Regions from separate parts of the Homo sapiens genome. Here region 1 is linked to region 2. A link is a loop called in an ENCODE intact Hi-C map of the cell type or tissue named here. Cell type or tissue: GM12878. All regions are shown on one strand.

The links. A loop is a pair of places that touch in the nucleus more often than their neighbours do. Peaks named below come from ENCODE experiments on the same cell type or tissue, not always from the same donor. Only the 100,000 strongest peaks of a DNase experiment are listed, where the experiment ranks them.
Region 1: a loop joins it to region 2, with 1.8 times the contacts of the local background. A loop is called at or near these places in 9 of 110 quality-filtered maps.

What each region holds. Positions count from the first base shown.
Region 1 is chr4:184,961,128-184,963,627 of GRCh38, reverse strand. No RefSeq gene overlaps it. Among named protein-coding and RNA genes, the nearest start is that of MIR4455, 24 kb to the right of the region's middle. RefSeq lists enhancers at 1,319-1,819, 1,820-2,320. In GM12878, no CTCF peak of the experiment used is centred here; no DNase peak of the experiment used is centred here.
Region 2 is chr4:184,819,206-184,821,705 of GRCh38, reverse strand. All of the region lies in intron 1 of ACSL1 (acyl-CoA synthetase long chain family member 1), which reads left to right. Among named protein-coding and RNA genes, the nearest start is that of ACSL1, 5.5 kb to the left of the region's middle. In GM12878, a CTCF peak has its summit at 1,237; no DNase peak of the experiment used is centred here; H3K4me3 peaks cover 1,699 bases; H3K27ac peaks cover 469 bases.

The DNA of each region.
Region 1 (2,500 bases), 140 kb before region 2:
GCGCCACTGCACTCCAGCCTGGGTGACAGAGCAAGATTTTGTCTCAAAAAAAAAAAAAAAAGATTTGGAAGAACTGTATTGAGTTGCTAACTTTTTATTCACTCAGATGAAGTAATTAGAATACATATCATCCACCTCACCACTGTGATAGAATTCACATGCAAAGTGAATTGTAACAAAACAGAACTTCTCAGCATTTTAATAGAAATAAATTAGCTTCAGGACAAAATTATTACTTTTTTTGTTATTGTGGTTTTCTCTTTTCTCCATCAACCTGTGAAAATGAATACTTTTTCACAGTCTAGCACCAGTTCTTGCACTAGAATTTGAGAACCCCTGACTTAAATCAGTGATTTAAATCCCTCCTGCCCTTATTTACAAAGGAGGAGGCTGGCCCTGAGGGACCGCATGGGCTGCCCCATCAAAGTTTCCAGCTCACAGCCGGGGAATAGCCCTGGTTCAGGCCGGGGCTTCTGAACCCACGTTCAATGCACCTGCCCTCTGCCTTATTGCCACAAGTTTCTGCAGGGCCCAGCAAGGGTCCCCAACTCTCCGATTATGTGATTGGCACCATATTGTCCAGGGAAAACTGAAGGAGGATGGCTGAGGGACACAGAAGGAGAAGCAGGAGGCCTGTCCCTCTCTCTGCAGCCCTCTGCAGTCCACATGCCCTGGGCTGTATTCTGAGACCGGCTCTTCCTCCTGCCGGCAAGCCTTGATCTTCAGGTATCCTTTAGTTGGGCCCATTGATTCTTTCAGACCATTGGGAAATATTTTGCTCACTACTAATGCCTATAGTGTCCATTCCTCTGCCTCCCTCTCCTCCATAAAGACGGGGCTCCAGGAGTTGTGGACTTCACTGCCTGTGCTTTCAAAGAATTAAATATGACTTCAAAAGTATCCCAGGATGTTCAAGGTTTTATTGCCAAGTCAGGGTTTAACCTAAAACAAAATAGAGTCACTCAGGAACAGAAAATCAAATACCACATGTTCTCACTTATAAATGGGAGCTAAGCTATGGGTACGGAAAGGCATACAGAGTGGGTACGATGGACATTGGGGACTTGCAACAGGGGAGGGAGGGATGAAAAATCACATGTCGGGTACAGTGTACACTATTCCAAGGACGAGTACAATGTGCACTATTCCAGGGACCGGTACAATGTGCACTATTCCAGGGACGGGTACAGTGTGCACTCTACCAGGGACGGGTACAGTGTACACTATTCCAGGGACGGGTACAATGTACACTATTCCAGGGACGGGTACAGTGTACACTATTCCAGGGATGGGTACAATGTGCACTATCCAGGGACGGGTACAATGTACATTCCAGGGACTGGTACAATGTACACTATTCCAGGGACGGGTGCACTAAAAGCCCAGACTTCACCACTACACAATTCATCCATGTAACCAAAAACCACTGGTACCCTTAAAGCCCTTGAAAAATAAATTTTTTAAAATAAAAGAAAATGAGAGATTCTCTGGCATACAGTGCTAGTGGCATACCGCATTTGGGAATTTTAGATTTAAGCAATAGAAAAAGACTCTGGTTCATTCAAGTGGAAAGGGACTGTATTGGAAAGGGTATCGGGTGTCCTGTTGGAATCACTGGAGAATGAGGCCACTTAGGAGCACCACCCAGCCATAGCCCAGAACCTCCGTGGCTGCTGCTGGGACCAGCAGCTGTTTACAGTGCGGTCCCCAGAGCTTCCAGAACCTCTGCAGCGGCCACACCCATCCTCAGGGCGGAGCCGGCCTCACCCCTGCTACCTCCCATCAGCCACTTCCAGTCCACAGCCTGGGCTAGGGCTGGGGAGCAGGCAGAGCCTGGGCCACCGCTCACTGTGGGAGTCCGGGCAGGTGCTCTCCAGCACTTTTATCCTGTACTATACAAGGCAGGCTTTTCCTCCACAGGGCAGGGGGTTCCTGAAATGGACAAGCTGAGATGCTGAGCAGCCAAAAAGAACAGCAGATGTAGGGTTTTCTTTTAAATTAACTTCTCCGAAAGTTGGGGAGGTGGAAAATCTCTTTCAGAGTAGTCAACACAATCCGTGGACTTGGGCCCAGATTTGATCGTTGTTCGAATATTTTTTTCTTGCTTTAGAGAATCCTCTCCTAACAGAGGCTCAGTGCCTATGCATGCCCACCTTAGGGTCACCCGCAGTGACTTGCTGGACTCCCTTTTCTTGGTGACTGTGTGAACCCCAGAGCTCCACTGGGGCTGCTGAGATCTGACAGGGGGTCTGGCGTGCCCAGGAGGGTCTGTTGAGGGCTTGTGAACCATCTCAGAGAATTCTCTTGGTGGGATTTCACTGTGGCACATGAAGCTGTTCTTTTTCTTTTCTTGCATTTCAGCTCCCTTCAGGCTCATTGTAGTCAAAGTCCTTACAAGTGGAGAATGCTAAGCTGTTCAACAGGGTGGGCTACTCAGGTGTCTGGGCGGGGCCTCTAGCAAGGAAGACTTCAACCTGGGCCTTTCCCAAGGCAGGCAACT
Region 2 (2,500 bases):
CCATTTGTTGGATATTTTTCAGAACAGTTTACCAACCTTTGTTATATGTTTAAATACGTCTTTAAAAAATAAAAAATGTTCTGCTTTAAAACTCTTGAAATTAACAATAATTTGAAAAGTGTTTTTACTAATGAATAGGTTTAATGGACTTTTGGGTTCATGTATTCTAGTCAAAAGCAGTTGAAATAGGGATTTCATGGTTTGGAAAGAGAAATGGAAAGAAGTTAGGGCATCAGAGGAGGAAACGGGGCCTGCCTGTAGACCATTTCCTCATTCTGGAGGGGACTTCTGATAAATGTAGGCTCTATCCATTAGCACAGCTTTGGCTGCTATAGAAATGGGCACTTTCCCCTTAGGTTTGTTGTGGGAGAAATGTCCATATAAGAAGGACTGAAACACTCTGAATACTATTTATTCCTTTATTAAGCAGAGTCATGAGAAAGTGCTTCCGGAGCTAGTTTCTCCTTCAGGGTCCAGGTGTCTGCCACAAAGCAGGGCTGTGGTAGCTGACCGAGGTGGTAGCCACAGCCTGGACACGGCCAGGCTTAGGAACAGAGCAGTGATGAGAGCAGCAGACAGAGCCAGGTGCTGCTAAGCTTCTGATGGGTTAACTCATTAGTACCTTCAGCAACCCTGTAAGGTAGGTCCTGCTGCTATCCTTACTGTACACAAGATAAAGGAACAGGTGCAAAGATTAAGTTCCCCATACCAGAATTTGAACCTAGGCAGTCTGGCTTCAGGGTCTGTGCTCCTAATTGCTGGGCTCTACTGCCCCTCCAGAGCTAGAAGTTCTCACTCCAGGAGGGCCTAGAAAGTTCCAGGTTAGGCCAGGTGCGGTGGCTCACGCCTGTAATCCCAGCATTTTGGGAGGCCGAGGCGGGTGGATCACCCTGACCAATATGGTGAAACCCCGTCTCTACTAAAAATACAAAAATTAACTGGGCGTGGTGGTACGTGCCTGTAGTCTCAGCTGCTCGGGAGGTTGAGGCAGGAGAATCGCATGAACCCAGGAGGCGGAGGCTGCAGTGAGCCAAGATTGCGCCACAGCACTCCAGCCTGGGTGACAGAGTGAGACTCTGTCTCCAAAAGAAAAAAAAAGAAAGTTCCAGGTTATACAGCTGGCAGTAAGACAGGAAGGACAGAGCTGGGTCTCCTTCGGTGTCACTGCTCCTTGATTTTACCCCCATCTCATTTACACTCTGCCTTGAATTATCTCTTTATACCACTAGAGTGCTGAAAGAGACCACAAATTTTGATTCAGCGTGGCTCAGGGAGTGATAAGATCACTTGCTATGTAGCTGTGACTTTCTAGAGAATTAAAAAATAAAAGGCTTTGCCTGCCCTGGACATTGGTCTTGTAAGGCTGGAGAACAATTGAGACGCATGACTGGCCGGGTGCAGTGGCTCACGCCTGTAATCCCAGCACTTTGGGAGGCCGAGGTGGGCGGATCATGAGGTCAGGAGATCAAGACCATCCTGGCTAACACGGTGCAACCCTGTCTCTACTAAAAATACAAAAAATTAGCCAGGCATGGTGGTGGGCACCTGTAGTCCCAGCTACTTGGGAGTCTGCAGGGATCGGAGGGGGGTGACTTGGCCAAGGTAACACAACCTGCCTGACCCTCTGGCCATGCACACGTGTGGAGTTTGTTCCCGGGCCCTGTGCCTGTTCAAAGAATGGCTGGACGTCGGTATTGCCCTTGGTTTCTGCCCTGAAGTCCAGTCAGTCAGCAGTTCTGCTTATTCTGACCCTCTCTGTGCAGTATTACCCAACACACATGCATTTCCTCCTTGCCTTCTCAGTATTGCCATCGTGAACCAGAATTGTCACCTCCAATTTAAACAGTGAAGGCCTTTGTTAGGAAGAGGGGCAGGGTGCAGAGGGGGATGGTTGCTTTTTCTAAATCACAGCTCTGATCAAATCCCTCCTAAGCAGAAGCCTTCCAGGCTCCCCTCCATAAGGCTCCAGGTGTTTACTTACCTTGCCTGTCAGGGGCTTCTGCAGCTTGCTTCCTACCTGCTATCTCCACTCCTCTCCAAACCACCATATCCTGAGGCTTCTAGAAAGCAAACTCTGGCGGCATGGGGTTAATGGGTCTGTGTACCCAAGACACTGTACCTGGGTGCTGTCATCTGCCTGACTGACCTTCCTGTGTCCTGGTCCGATGGTGTCTTTGATCCTATAGCTAAGATCAAGACACTGAAAATCTCTAGACTCAAGTCTGTGCTTTTGCTGGGATAAAGTTTGTGTTGAGTACATCTAGGCTGGGTGTGGTAGCTCACGCCTGTAATCTCAGCACTTTGGGAGGCCAAGGCAGGTGGATCATCTGAGGTCAGGAGTTCGAGACCAGCCTGGACAACATGGTGAAACCCTGTCTCTGCTAAAAATACAAAAATTAGCCAGGTGTGGTGGCAGGCGCCTGTAATCCCAGCTACTCAGGAGGCTGAGGCAGGAGAATCCCTTGAGCCTGGGAGGCAGAGGTTGCAGTGAGCCAAGATC